Linked DNA regions of Homo sapiens: region 2 is linked to region 1. The links are chromatin loops, found by intact Hi-C in ENCODE. Cell type or tissue: heart left ventricle. All regions are shown on one strand.

Evidence for each region. Peaks named below come from ENCODE experiments on the same cell type or tissue, not always from the same donor. Only the 100,000 strongest peaks of a DNase experiment are listed, where the experiment ranks them.
Region 2: it touches region 1 in a loop (2.9-fold over the local background); 44 of 110 quality-filtered maps call a loop at or near these places.

Annotation. Positions count from the first base shown.
Region 1 is chr5:64,590,511-64,598,510 of GRCh38, reverse strand. RGS7BP (regulator of G protein signaling 7 binding protein) reads right to left here. Exons shown (of 6, transcript NM_001029875.3): 4 at 3,654-3,801; 5 at 76-146. Among named protein-coding and RNA genes, the nearest start is that of RGS7BP, 88 kb to the right of the region's middle. In heart left ventricle, a CTCF peak has its summit at 3,121 (motif pointing left); no DNase peak of the experiment used is centred here; H3K27ac peaks cover 301 bases.
Region 2 is chr5:64,509,062-64,517,061 of GRCh38, reverse strand. All of the region lies in intron 2 of RGS7BP (regulator of G protein signaling 7 binding protein), which reads right to left. Among named protein-coding and RNA genes, the nearest start is that of RGS7BP, 7.0 kb to the right of the region's middle. In heart left ventricle, no CTCF peak of the experiment used is centred here; no DNase peak of the experiment used is centred here; H3K4me3 peaks cover 1,636 bases.

The sequences.
Region 1 (8,000 bases):
AATTTCCAAGAAACAATTCCCAAGGTTATCCCATTAAAAACATCCTCTGCCTCAAAGAGAAGTGACAAGACTCACCTTGATTTTTCAATGGTAAAGGCATAGTTTCCCTGAGTTTGCTTAAAAGGTTTTTCATTTCTCTCATGTCTCTGTAAAATTGATAAAAAGACAGAATAATCAGCTGTAAATTTTCAAAATGAAATCTCAAACAATCTGTTATATGAGACAACTGAAAGATGAGGGTCTGTGTCTAATTGCACTAGCTCTAGTTTCCAGTAGGCAAATATTGAATTTATTTTGCTTTTACAAGAAAAAAAATCTGAGATGGGTTGGCTCAGGAAAAAGTGAGAGCCATTCTGCCAAACATTTCTACAGGGCATTCTCCTGCAGGAGCCCTCATCTCTGCCTCCAGTCGAACCTGGCTGAGATCAGAGAAGAGCCATTGGTCACGAGGACAGTGCTTTAGATTTGCAAAGAGAGGCCAAGGAAGTACAACTGGAGCAACAGGGCTACCCAGGGCAAACTTGAGGCTGGGTGATGGTGCTATCAAGGCTTTATGGTCAGAGGACTATAGTGGCTATGTACATTCACTTGCTGTTATTTGCTCGTTTGTTAAAATTTGTGTAAATTTAAGGAGTACAAGTGTAGTTTTGTTACTTTGACATATTGCATAGTGGTGAAGTCTGTGCTTTTAGGGCATCCATCACCCCAATAATGTACGTTTTACCCACTGAGTATTTTCTCACCCCCCACACCTTCCCACCCTTCTGAGTCTCTGATGTCTATCATTCCACACCCCATGTCCATGTGTACCCACCATTTAGCTCCCACTTACAAGTGAGAACATGTGCTATTTTGTTTTCTGAGTTGTTTCATTGAAGACAATGGCCTCCAATTCCATCTTCTGCTTGGTTTTAATAGTCTCTTGTTACTACGATTGGAATTCAGCATAACTCAGGTATTAAGCGTTCACCAGGACCAACACTTATTACATTGACTTGGAATAATGAAAGAGTAACAAATTCTAAAACTTCCAGAAAAGAGCTCCTTACAATGGATGAAACAGAAAGGGGCGCAGTATGGGAACAAGAGGGAAAACAACCCCACCTGGGTACAGCTGGGCCTTCCTTTAGCATGGACCGTCCTCCCACACTTCCTGACTTCAGCACACAGCATGCAATGCCACTGCATACATCCAATATCTTCCCTCATCTCAGAGCATGCATGGTCATAAAACCCCAGAATTGTAAAGCAGGAAGCCATCTCAGGAGGCTTCTAGTCTAAGGTAGGGGAGAACTCATCTTTTGAAACCCTTGGGACAATTGTCCCTACACACGTCCAGATGGTTGTGCATTGGAGAAAGTGCTCTTGAGACCCCAGGACATAGGGGCAGATTTCATTTAAAATAGCCAGGAACATAATTTGGTACAAAAAGCAGATGCATCCTTTAATTAACTGAGGATAGGCAAGCATTGGCAGGCACCATGGGTTTAGGAAAGTTTTGTGGGGAAGATCATCTTAAAGTTGAAGAAATTCTATCCACTTATTTTTCTTCTGTTATTTGAGGAAAGACAGTCACCATTTAATTTTAGGTATGAAACCTCTCAGTCCATTTCACAAAACACCACAGTTCTGTTGAGCACGGTTTGAGGATCGTTTTCTTAGGGTAATTCTGGAGACCTCATGGGAGCTCCTTTTCAAGTATTGACTGATATGTGAAGAGGAACTCAAGTCTCAGTAATAATTGATTGGAAAAGGAAGGGAAAGCAGCCTTGAGGATCTGCGGAAATATACCTGTAAAAACTTTCCAAATCCACTCTCATGGGTGCGAGGTGTGAGGATGTATCTGTGGGCTGCATGCTGATCAAGTGAGAGAGGAGGGCAGGAGAAAGGAAGTGTGGCCCCACCTCCACAAGTGCAAGGCACAGTCTGTTTTCATGTAAGATCTCAAGGACAGATGGAATGGGTGAGAAAGGGCTAGGAATGCAACATGGGGGATTGAGGCACTGTCTCCTCTAATAAAGCACCAATTCTCAACCTTGGCTGCTGCACAGGAGAATCACCTTAAGCCCAGGTCTCACCCCAAGAGAGCCTGATTCAGTTGGCTTATAGTGGGGCCCAGCCATCAGTATTTTAAGAATTCCCTCCTGATGACTTAACTGTGCAGTCCAGTTTGAGACCCATGATCTCTCAAGGCAGACAGCCAGGGAGAACGGAGTTAGCCACATCCTGGACCAGGTCCACTGTGCCCACCTCCATCTCCTTTGACCAGAATCTGGGCTTTCAGGCTGAACTGAAACATTGCCAACGTTGTGGGCCTTAACTATCCTACTCTTACTGCCATCCCTTCTTATAAGCTTATAAGGCGTGAATATAGCTGCTGTCTAAGGTCTGCAAAGTAAAATGGTTTCACTGATGTTTATGCCCTGATATGGCATTTCAGCAGATATTTTTTTCCCTGGGAACAGAGCTAAGAATTTTCTACTTTATAAATTAAGATAAATCACTCCCTCATCATTTGTCTATAGTGCCATCAAACGGTGCCAAACAGCTTTATTGTTTGAATTGTTGCATTTCCAAGCTTATACAAAATCCAAGTTTTATTAATAGCACATAATTACCACATGCTCCAATTTTCTATAAACACAGAAATTCGGTAATTAGCTTTAGAATTATATCACAATCTGAAAGTAGAACCACAATGGCTATAAATGCCATTGTGTGTTACATTTCTAAAAATAAAAAAAAATAAAATGTTCATTATGTTGTCAGTGACTTAACCTCATACACACAGAACACTCAGTGGAATTGCCCAGTATTCATTCAGCTGCTTGGTGCCAGCTCTGGGGACATTAGTAGCAAAGGGCACAGATATCAGTGTAAAGGCAAATAAACAAGAGGCTTATCTTTCTGCCTCGCAGAATGTCATTTTTAGCATCTAGATGGGACATGGTATTTATTATAATATTATTATTATTACTCCCTTTTCCTAAATAAAATAAAATCACTGTAGAGTCTCTTCTTTTCAAGAAAGAAACTGCCTCTCTAGAAGTGAGCTACTGAAGTTAAGAAAATGCATTAACTTGCTTTGACCACTGAGGGGCCATCAGCCACCTTGTGGAGAGTAAGAGAAGGGGGCCCTGGGAGAAGCCCTTTGTGAACTGGACAGAATGCTCAGCCCCTAAATGGCAGCTAAGCAGGCTGTTCCATATACCTGAAACCCGAGACTTTACTGGAGGCATCTTTGTGTAATTTTGGATTTTCTCCCTTAAACAAATGGGAATTTTGGGTACCAGCCCAGTAGGTGAACTGTGACAGCATGTAGACTTTTTCCCCTCCAAGGCAGCACACTGTTCTCATTTTCCATGGAGATGCAATGTGTTGGAGTGGGAGAAGCAGAGGCCTGGGAGCCTGTGCCTACTGTGGGTGTTGCTAGTGTTCCTCTGCAGGATTTGGACTGCTTACCCTCTCTTGTCTCAGTTTTCTTGTCTGCAGATTAGGCAGTCTCCAGGGTCCCTGACAGCACTATGCTCCTCTGGCATACCAAAGAAAGCTCTGTTTCTGAATCTGAACTAGAAAACCTCGTCTCTCTGTGGCCCCTAAGAACATTAACGGGAGGAGGATTGGCAGTCTATTCAGGGTAACTTCCCACTTACCTTTCAGTGTTCTCAATGTCTGTGGAAACCTGCCAGGAATGTTGCTGACTATCTACGGGGGATGATGAGGAGTCTTCTAGGGCAGGTGTTTCAGCACTCTCCTCAATTTTGCAATCCAAACTCTTGGTTCCCCCGCCAGGTTCCTTTCCTAAGGGAGGGAGGGTGTTGGTAAAGAGAAGAGGAAAAAGAAATCATAAAGGCAGGTTCTATATGCAGGATGTCAGTGCTAAGGTTGGCTATGCTTTGAGTCAAATGTTCCATTAACCCTAATAGCTTTCTGAGTAATAAAATAATTAGGTATATACATGTATGAGTATGTGTGTTTGTGTGTATAGCATGTTTTCACAACATTCCGGGAAAGACAGTTTGAGGTCAATGCAACCTAAAGATCAAGATAATATTAAAGCCCCTGTCTTTGATAGAGTATTGGTGTTTTATAACCCATTCTTAGTGAATTAGATTAAGTTAGCTCAGGAGGGGGGATTTAGCTTGTGAAACCTACTGGCTTTTGGTGCTTAGATGCAGGAGCAGGTAAAAGGGCCAGGAGCAGGTGACACCCAGCAGAAAGAATGAGAGCTCCTGCTGTTTTCTCTGATTCTAGACACTGGCCCTCTCAGCATGCAGCAGGGATCATGCAGGTGTCTTCCAATTCCTTGGCTCTCCAACCTCCTTCAACACATCCTTCTATGAGGAGAAAGCCTGACCTTGATCCAGCCTTACACCGCTGAGACCATAAAACACCGTCAACTCAAATGTGAATGCCATGTAGTAGGTAGCCGTCCACAGCAATGCACTACCTACCCACTAAGACTTGTATTTACCATGATTGATCTCAACTGAATAAATCAGTACTTTCTGGAAACAAATCTCCAAACTGGTTCAGCCATAAATTTATATGAAATTAAGTGGGAGGTTATGTCGTATGGCCTAGGCACAATCTCTTAATGTCTTTTATTCTTTCTTGAAAATCTGTGCATCCATAGGGGGGTATCCTAGTATCATGGAAATGGTCAAGTAGGCCCGAGAACTGGGTTTTAAACCTGGCTTAGTCATTTGTTCATTCATTCACTCACTCATTCATTCACTCATTTACAAATATATCTTGAGTGTCAGCTACCAGCACTGGGATTCATGCTAGAGATATGGAGGTGAAAGAAAGTCTCTGTCTCATGGAGCTTACAGTGCTGGAGTTAAACAATAAAAACATTATACAAATAATTACAAAGCTGTTGTATAACATTATGTAGTCTGGAAAAAAGGGTAGCTATTATATATAGTGTTTTTGCCTCCTTTATCCAGTTTTATTTTTGTCATGCAGATATAACTCCAGACTAGTTGTTAAGTAATTGTTACAGCCCATATCACTGAATATTCATGAGGTAGTGGCTATATCACCTAACCTTTTAGCTCAGTTTCCCTAATCCTGCTGTGATTGTTTTGCATTAACAAGAAAACTAATAAAAAATAAAACCTACAAACTTGTGAAGAGGATGGCTGCTCATGGTAAAATCTAACAGGAAGTTTTTTCCTTGGATTCCTGCTGGAGGGAAGTAGCAAAAATCTCATCCCTGAAGTTTCTAACCCATGTGGTAACAACAGAAGGAGAAAGAGCAAAGCAATTTAATTGGTTGTATGCCTTTCACCAACCTATAGTGGAACCTATAGTGGAACTCGGAATATTCAGCCAGAGCACATGCACACATTGACTCATGAGAAACTTTGATCCTTTCCTGTGTACTTTATGTGCATTGATCCTGGGTGATGGGACTTGCCTGAGGAATTGTTTTTCCAATTTTATGGTATGCTCTTGGGGGGAAATTAATTAAGCACATAATTTAGCACATTACCATTTCACAGTTGGAGGGCATTGACCTCTTAAAAGCATTTGCATTTTGCCTCTTGGCAGAGTGTGGCAAGTGCAGTCAGTCTACCAGTCATGTATCTCTAGGCAGGGTCAGCCTTAGGATGTGAGTCTGAGCAGGGGTAGCTGAGATGAGGGGAAGCAGCAAAATGAGGACTCTCCCAAAACAGTCCTCTGCTTTTCAAAACCTGAAGGCCTCTGTTACACTCCTGTGGGTTCGAAATGCCTTGGTGAATGGAGTATGGTTTGGGCATCACAGAGGAGGAGGGGAAGAAGATTCACCAGAATTCTCTGGTTTATGGGCTTTGTCTAGCTTTGGGGCCATATTATTCCTTGTCCTGAGGTCCAGACTATAGAGCCTGAAGCTTTTATTCCAATGGGGACAAGGGAGGACACCAGGAAATGTGATGTTCCTTGTTGGAGTCCTCTCTCCACCTCCTCCATATCACACCTTTTACATGCAAAGCCATAAATGGGATCTAGTTGACAACACTTTTGATTATACTTAATACCTGTGATTATTCTGCTGCTTACAAGACAAATGCCCTTCCATAACTTTTTCAAAGTAAAACATCATTTTAAAGATTTCAAAGATCCTGAAACAGCCCTATGGGCTTGTAAAGGCAGGTAATAACCTACTTTTCCTATTTTTGGTGACTTTTAGATCTAATTCTGCTAATGTAGCTGAACCAGAATGGAAACCGTGAATGTTGGCCCTCAGTTTAGGGCTTTCTGTCAGCTCACAAAATCCCTGCAGAAGTTTGATATGGTATCTTCTTTAGCTAACATGTCTTAAAAGACAGAAAAGATCAATATGAATTTAAGGGGTTTTCAATTCCAGAATGTATGTGGTGTCAAGTTTACTCTGCAAGTGGATTATAATTGCTCTCATTTACCGATAGTACCGACTTTATGTTAGGATTCTTCTCCACCACATTACATGTTTATGGCCTTCATAGAAAGGTCCACTATCAGAAATGATCTTGCTTATGTATTTGCTTACTAGTTTATTGTTTGCTGTTCCCAGCCCCACACTCATCTCTCATCTCCAAACTTCATAGGTAATCTTTGTAAGGCCAATAATTTTATCTGTTTTCTTCAATTCTATAAGTCTACTACCAAAGACCAAGGCTTACACACAGTAGTATCTCAATAGATATACAGCATTAAAAAATGTAATTATACTATATATGTTGTTATACAACTTACTTTGCTACTGTAGTCCAGCTTAGAGATATTTTCCTGTTAGTGCATTTTAATTGATGGAATGCTTTCTAATGGATGGGCAGTATTCCATAATAAAGAATTTAGGTTTTAATTGTTCTCTTTTTCCACAATATGCCAATATTTATGTAAAACAGATCCTTTGAGGCAGAATACTGAGATAAAGTATATGTATGCACATTTTAAATTTTAATATATATTGCCAAATTGGCCTCTGAAAAGGCTATGCTAATTTACACTTTACGTCCACCAGTGGTAAACCAGAGGGCCCATTTCCCCACCCCTTTCCCAGCACTTCATATTATCAACATTAATTTTTGCTAATCTAATGGGGAGAAATAGAATCTCATTGCACTTTTATTTTTATTTTTCTTTTCCTTTATTACTACCGAGGTTAAACTTCTTTTCTTTTTTTGTTTTTTACTTTCTTTTTAAAAACACTTTTAAGTTCAGGGGTATAGGTGCAGGTTTGTTACATAGGTAAACATTTATTTTCCTATGTTTAATTGACCACTTGTGTTTCTTCTTTACATTTTCTATTTGTGTAATTTGCCCATTTAAACAATGGGTTGGGTTTCTTATTGATTTGTAGGGGTTCTCTCCATATAATGGATACTGATCATTTGCTGTATATACTGCTTATATCTCTTACTCTATTATGTCTTTTAATTTTGTTTGTAATGTATTTTGTCAAAAGTTAAATTTGTATAGTCAAAGCTGTTCATCTTTTATGTCTTTTAGTACTGTGCCTTGCCTATATTTTCTTCTAATACTTGCACAGTTTTGAAATGTTCAGTTCTATAATTCATCTGTAATTTACTTTTGTATGTGGTATGGTATAATAATCTAAATTTTTAGCTCAAATGAAGAGCCAATTGCCCCAACAGCATTTAATGACTTTTCTGTTGACTTTGCTCTTTCTAATATATTAAGTTCCTACATAAATGTGGGTTTATTTCTGGATATACTGTTTTATTTTATATTTATTTGTTTATCCTTGTGGCAATTCCATGATATTTTAATTATTATGTTTTTAGTATTCAGTACAGAAAGTTCTCCTTCACTGTACTTTTTCCACTGACATTTTTGAATTTTGAAATTTTGAATCCACTGCAAAGGAAACTATAAATTACTATCATGTAAGACTTTGACTTTTATTAAAGCATGAATCATTGATTATTTTTTAAGTATTGTCTGGGTTTAATGGTTTATTTAAAATGTTTTCTCTTCTTACATTAATTTTGATAATTCATTCGTCCTAG
Region 2 (8,000 bases), 81 kb after region 1:
CAGTTCCGAATTGCCCAACCTAGGACTTTTTTTTTTTTTTTTTTTCTGGGCGAGAATAAACCCTGGTGTCTTTAGCAATTGCTACTTTGAATTTTCTGTTAAATATAGCCAAGTATAATCTTTTCTGATACAGATGCACACTTGGGAAGCTTTTAAAAATACCCCAATGCCCAGGCAGCATCCCAGACCAATTAAATCAGAAACTCTAGGGATGGAACTCAAGCATCAGCAAATTTTTAAAGCTTCCCAGGTGATTTCCATGTGCAGCCCAGGTTGAGAATCGCTATTCTAGGCAGGTAGGCCTCATATGTTGCATGTTCAACAATCTCCTGGGAGATGCAGTGGTGCTTGTTAAAAATTTGGATTTCCTATCCTTACCTCCCCAGAGGTTTTGGTTCTTCAGGTCCGAGGACATCCCACCCACATGATTCTGATACAGGAAATCTAGTTTCAAATTTGAAGAAACACTGCTTTAGGCAATAGGAAATCTTTAGAAGTTTTAAAGCAAAGAAGTGACAAGATCAGAGGAGCGTTTTAGGAGGAGGATTAGCCTGGATCTAGAGAATAAATTGAAGAGAAGAGGTGAGAGACTGAACTCAAGGAGACCGATTAGGACGTACTACAACAGCTGATGGCCTGAGGGGATACATCTGTGAACTAACAGGTGGCCACAGAAATGGGGAAAAAAGAAGGGACACAATAGACACTGAAAAAGATAAAGCACTACAGGACTTGGTACCTTATGGGATAGGGGTGGGGGCACTTCAAGATATTCTCAGTGACTGAAGAATACGAGGGCTTTGGCTTCTTCTGGGTTAGTATATATTTCCCCTTGTGCTCAAACTCAGATTGGTGTAGTTTATTAGTTCACTGTGTATCTACAGCTGCAAATGTTAAATTGACTTTTGTTAACCTGATTGTATCTAGAGTCTTCTATTAGGTTGAAAACATTTATTTCGGTCGAGAGCGGTGAGTCACACCTATAATCCTGGCACTTTGGGAGGCTTAACTGGGAGTGTTGCTTGAGGCCAGAAGTTCAGGACTAGCTTTGGCAATATAGCAAGACCCCAGTCTCTATAATAAGTTTTTAAAAAATTAGCTGTGTCTGGTAGTGCATGCCTGTAGTCCCAGCTACTCAGGAGGCTGATGCACAATGATTGCTTGAGCCTAGGAGTTCAGTATCAGCAGAGTGAGACCTCATCTCTAAAAATAAATAATAATAATAATTATTATTATTTGCTAAATCAGTTCTATTTAAAGGCTCAGATACTTTATCCTAACCAGAGTCAATCTCACAAATAAGTTTACTCTGTGTGTGTGCATTATATGTGTGTGTGTGTGTGTGTGTGTATGCATATAGGCAAGTAATTAAATGTTTTTCATGAAGTTTTACCTTTTTTAAAGTCATGTCTTGTAAAGCAAAGGAAATAAACAGGCAGTATAGATACTGCTCTGGAGCTGTGCTTTGTGTAGTTGTCTTTCTGGGATAAGACACAACCAAACTCTCAGGGCCTAGAAGTTTAAAGAACAGTTTGAAAAGGTGATCTCAATGGTAACTGATTTATTAACAATTCAATGTAAAGCCCCTAAGCAGAGAGATGTTATGATACTATTTTATCAAATAACATAAATTAAATATAATTACTTTATGAGTAATCCTAAGATACACACTGCCTGCTGATTTGTTTTAATAATGAACACCTATGCCTCACAAATTGCTCTTAGGTATATAAGCTCTTCAAGTCCTCTGTTATTTAAAAACCAACATATTGGTTTTAGAGTTAAAAACAGAAAATAATAATAGTTAAATGTAATAAGATGTAAACTAATCGAATCTCTCAATTCTTACTAAAGTTGGTATCAAGACATGGCTTCTTTTAAGAATAGATTTTAAAATACCAAGTAAACTTAATGAACAGAAAAGACAAATATATCATCATTGAGCTTACCACTCAGGGTGCAAAGATGAATGAAACAGCCTTGGTCTCTTGCACTTCAGAGTATGCATAATAAAGTGACGGGGAATTTTTCCAAAGTTAGTTTTAGATTTAATTTTCTCTCTAATTGGAACATCTATTAAGAAGACTCTAACAAGGTGAAAGTCATTAAATCTGTTCAAAACATAAAGTGGCTAAACTTCAATAGGCAATGGGAGAACACTTGTCTTGATGCCATATCACATTTAGTCAAGTTGCTAATAATAGCACTCTTCTTTAATCTGGTGTGAGTTAGAACCTTGTCCTTGCTCCAGAGTATGCTTATGGTCCTTAAGCAACAGTATTAGCACCACTGAGGGGCCACCACCTGCTCAATTCTCTCATGCACACCAGGGAAAGTGAACACCCCGGGTGTGGATTGTTAGATGCCTCACCAGCTCTCCCCAGTATTCCTTCTTGTAGCTGGGTTTTGGTTTACCTTTATAATATAATTAAATTGATTAAAGAAAAGTGCTAGCTGTATTAGAGACTCAGTATCTTTGTGAATAATCCATTTCATACAGAAAACATTCTATTCCATGGTCACAAACTCTACCCTTACATGAGTTACGATCTTGCAGATGATTAAACATTGGGCCCTGGGATGGCTTTGTATGAAAGTGTGGAGAGAGTATACAGAAAGTCCTAGGTAAAACCTCACCTCTAGTTGGGGCAAAACAACCCAAAGTGTGTATTTAGCTGCAGATAGGTCAAGGAAATTTATCATGGGTTAAATTATGTGCCCTTTCCCCCAACCAAATTCATATGTTTAAGTCCTAACCACCCAGTACCTCAGAATGTGACCTTTGTTTTTGGAAAAAGGGTCATTGCAGGTGTAAATAATTAAGCTAGGATGAGTTCATACTGGAGTAGAATTGGCCCCTAATTCAATATGACTACTGTCCTTGTAAAAAAGAGGAATTTGAACATGGATGCACACACAAGGAAAAGGCCATGTGAAGCTGAAGGCAGAGATGCTTCACCAAACCGAAGAATGTGAAAGACAGCAAGCCACCAGAAGCTAGAGGAGAAGCATGGAGCAGATACTTCCTCACAGCCCTCAGAGGGAACCAACCCTGCTGACACCTTGACCTTAGATTTCCAGCCTCCAGAACTGTGAGACAATAAATTTATTTTGTTTAAGCCACTCCGTTTGTGGCACTTTGTTATGGCGGCCTTAGCAAACTAATACTGAATTGTTCTTCCATCGTTATCTTTATGGATAGTATATTCTTTTGGTATAGACATAACTTGCCTTTCACTATTTGACCAGTGAGAGCTAAACATTTTAAAGCAAAACACCTTTAATAGGAAGAGAAAAGAAAAGACAGAGTGGGTGGCCTGGCATGCCTGCCAACCACAGGTCCCTTTTACTAACGGCAGAGGCTGTCACTGCCCACATAAGGCCTCCTCCACCGTGTGGATCAAAGAAGGCTGAGAGCTGCTTCCATGGTCACCGAGCTCTTCTTCCATACTCTTATCACCATACATCGTTGCTGCTGGCTCAGCCAAAGTGTTGAAAGGACTATTACTAAGCTGCAATTCTTTATTTTCCCTTATCTCACTCTCCCACCTCCTAACTTCCTAGCAAACAGAACAAGGGTAGGAACAAGAAATCAACTAGAAGTGGGACTGAAAAAATCAGGGCGAAAAAATCAGGGCAAAAAAATTAAACACAAATCAAAACCAAAACAGACTCCACCCCAACCCCCCCAGAAAAAGGCAGGAGGAGGAGAAGGAAGAGAAGGAAAGAACATGAGGAAAGAGAAGGAGAAAAGGAGAGAAACAGGTCTGGTTGGTCAGGAAAATCATTGCTGGAGGGAAAAACCTGAAATCTGTGCTTCTGGACCTCTAGGATGTTCGTTACATTGCTCTAGAAAGCCAATAGGAAATTAAGATTCTTCTTGTGAATGTACTAGGTTTGGATCTCAACATATTATTTCCGGAATTCAATCATCAAACTTCTTGCATGATATTTATTTTTTCATAGCTCAGTTCTGTAAACAAGGTCCATGTGATTCTCTATGAATTAATGTAGAATAATGGAATGAGGAAGCCAGGAGATTCAGAAGTCCTTCAATGTAACACTGTCATTTTGGCGTGCAGAGAATTTAACAGACTTGTCCAATGACATATAGCCTATACCAGAACTAGGCCAAAAGATTTTATAAATATTATTTGATATATGAAGAATCTAGGCTGATTTATGTAAAAAATTTCTAAACTTAACTACTTTTGAATCTTCATATCTCCATATAATTTTTATGGTATCTCAGAACAGGCTTTTTGATAGCCATCTGGGAAACTTCCACCTAGAAAATGTCTCAGAATGTAATATAAGAAACCAAGGTAAACAAAGATTTATTCCAGCCAAAGTATTTATTTGGAAAATATTTGATGGATTAACTTTTTATATAAATGTATCTCGGCAATCTGAATTTTTAAATGTCTTATTATATTACCACTAACTTGCACTTAATAGCATTTACTATATGCTTGCGGTCTCCTAAGTACTTGATCCTCACAATGCCATATACTCTGGTCCCATTATTCATTAACTCCATTTTGCTGTTGAGGAAACTGAAGCAGAGAGGGAGAGACAATATCTTTGCCCGACTTCATACTACATGTGAATAGCAGCACAGCCAGACTGCCAGTCTGGTCCCAAAGTCTATGCACTTAACCACGATACCAGACTACCACTAACCACTCTGTGAATCAATCTGCATACAAATTCACCCATGTCCTTAGCAAGTGGTAAAGCCTGGTCTAATCTGATTTAGAATCAGTGCTCTTTCCCATCACACTCTACTGTCTCTCATGTTGTCATACTTAAACTTAAGATCTGGAGTAAATCTTTCTACATTTAGATTCTCTTGAGAGCCATTAACCAAAAGCAGCAGTGTGAGAAAGATTCAGTCCAACACAGACACCACAGAAGCACAGCAGCAAAAAGAGAATCCTGACCACCAGCCCCCCAGCCATAGCAGTAACTCCCAAGGTGTGCTGGAGGATGTTGGCTCCTGGGGCCACTCCTACCTTGTATGCTGTGCTCATCTCTCCTCATTCTCAGGTGTGGCTGATGGAACAGGTACAAGACCAGGGAGCATGAGATCCAAGTCCCAGTCTTAGAGCAGCCTCTGACTGGCAGTGCCATTGACAGTCTGGACATGTGGTCCCTGCTTCACATACCTAGCTCAGTTAACTCTCTCAACTACCCCATGAATGGGCATGAAGGACTTCATCCTTACAGATGAAGGAATTGTGACTTAGAGAGCTAAGCATTCCATCAAGGTCATAAAAGATGACACTCATTCCAGGTCTGCCTGACTCCAAAATCTTCACGTATTCTTTGTCAAGTTGCCTCAAAAGTCACTTAAATCCTCTGAATCTTAGACTCCTCAAATATAAAGTGCCATGGAGCCCTAGGGATTCTATGAAGTGTCTCAGAAGTCACTTTGAGAAGGAAGTCCAAAAGGCAGGACCTGACCTACTCCTGATAGGCACGTGGACACATACACACACACCCCAAGCAGTGCAGAGTTATGCCACTGCGACTGTCTTTATAAATATGGCTTTCTACATTTAGATTGAAGGGAGGATTTGCTGCTAAAAAAGTTTGAGGCCCATTCTTGCAAGTGATCTTTAAGGCCCCTCTTAGCTTTAATGTCTGGGACAGGGTCAGAGTTGTAAAGACATAACTTTAGTAAATCAAGACAGTCAGAGGATACTTTGTATTCACCTGGCTGGGTCTGTCCAGAATGCAGATATCTGATGCCTTTGAAAGAAAAGGCTGTGCCTGAACTCTGCTGATCCAAACACAATTTGAGAAAGCGTGTTGATTGTATTTGTGGAGATGGCCTTCTTAAACAGGGCCAGTTAGAAAAAACATAGTCTGAGTTTTCTTCTCCCGTGAGCTCCACCATTCCTTGAGGGTTTCAGTTGGTCAGGGATGAAAGGTATGTAGCATTAGTGGCTTGTTTAATGCTAACTCCTTGTTTTTCCTCTTCCTCTCTATCTTGCCTCATCTTCTTTTTACCCTGTCCACCTTCAATCCTGTCTACCTCCTGTGGCCCCAAAGCCAGCTGGTAGACCAGGAAGTGGGAGTCTGTATTGGTAGAAAATGAATAAATTCACTTACTCCTTCAAGTCCTGCCTTTCCCACACTTGTATTCCTACACAGAGCAAAGAATTGGTGCTTAAGCAATAGCCATGAGGCAGGTGTCTTGAGGAATGCATGGGGAGCCAAGTATTACTTTTCCTCCACCCTATAGCTCATACCCCTTCATTAAAAGCTACATATGTAGAAAATAATAAAGTTGACAAAAAACCAAGTGTTAATCACGGTGATGATGACAATACCTTTCTAAAAAACAATTATTGAGGTATACTTTATATGCCATAAAATTAGCTCATTATTAGTTACAATTCAATGACTTTTAGTAAATATACAGTATTGTATAACCATCACCATAGTCCAATTCTGGAACATTTCCATCATCCCAAAAAGATTTCTCGAGCTCATCTGTAGTCTCTACCTGCTCTCGCCTCCAGTCCTAGGTAACCACTAATCTACTTTCTGTCTCTATAGATTTGCTTTTCCTGGGCATTTCACATGAATGGAATCATATGACATGTGATGTTTTGTGGCTGGCTTCTTTCAGTTGGCATACTCTTTTTAAGGTTAGTTTATATTTTATCATGTATCCTTTATACGTAACACCTTTTTGAATGGCAGCATTATATAGAGGAAAAAGCATGAAAATCAGAAGCATGCAAACATGGGGCTGAATCAAAGCTGTGTCACTTCTTAGCTGTGTGACTTTGGGCAAGTTCCTCAATCTCTCTAGACCTATTTGTAGAATAAGAATAATAATCCCTCCCTCAGCTGAAAGGAAATAGCTGGGTTGTGATGACAAATAGTGGGCGCGCAAGAAATCCAGTTCTTCTCTCTAAATTTCGCCAAAAACCTTTGCTTTTCTCACTCCTGCTTCAAACTTTAAAGTGACTCCTACAGCCTCCCTACCAGCCTTCACATCAAGCTTGAAACAAGAACCCACATAACAAATGATATCAGAAACGGAATTCCGCCAAAGGGAATCACATCCTTCATTAACGGAGCCCAGATGGTGAGGAACTAAAGGGATTTCCTTCAATTATATTGCTGTCATTTTTTATAACGAATGTTAAATTGCATTTAATTATTATTGTAAGGGGGGAAATGTGTCAAGTTCTATCCTAGAATATTTTATGGAGTTGGTTTTCCTTTGGCAAGGCTCTAAGAACATCTTATTTTCCCACTAATTCTTATAAAACTGCCCCCATTAACATCAACACACAGATAACATGCAAACAAGTAGCAAAGAGCTAAAAACACCAGAGTAAATAAAATCCACCTCAAGCCAGGTACCATGGTGCATTCTTGTAGTCCCAGCTACTCTGGAGCCTGAGGCGGGAGGATTACTTGAGTGCAGAAGTTTAAGACCAGCCGGGGTAACATAGCTATAATACCTCTCAAAGAAAAAAAAAATCCACCTGAAATCCTCCAAACTCAACTTTTAGTCAATAGTTTCAGACCTTTTCTTTCCTGAACCTTCAGAAGACCCTGAATTTTGTGTGTGTCGCAAAATAGACTGAATCGAACTCCTTGTTCATTCCTCCAGCCCACCATCTCTGATTAGAACATGTTCTCATTTTGAGTTCCAACTCAGAGGGATCCTAAATGCAATCCCATCCTATAATCTAGGACACAAAGTTTACAGAGTTGCTACTCCTTAGCCTTGAGAGAAAATTTCCTGTCCTAAATCTGCTTTTCCTTTTGAATTACTGTTTATCTGTACTTCTAAATTTACCAGTGCTCCTTCACATTTCTGATTTTTTTTTTCTGTCTCTCTCCTTGTCTGAGATTTATCACAGCTGTATTTCTTCACCAAACTCCTGAACCACTTAATTCCCCTCCATTTCCCGGATTTACTTCTTGTTAAGAATAGTATAAGAGTTAAAACAGAAAAGGATAAGGCTTCT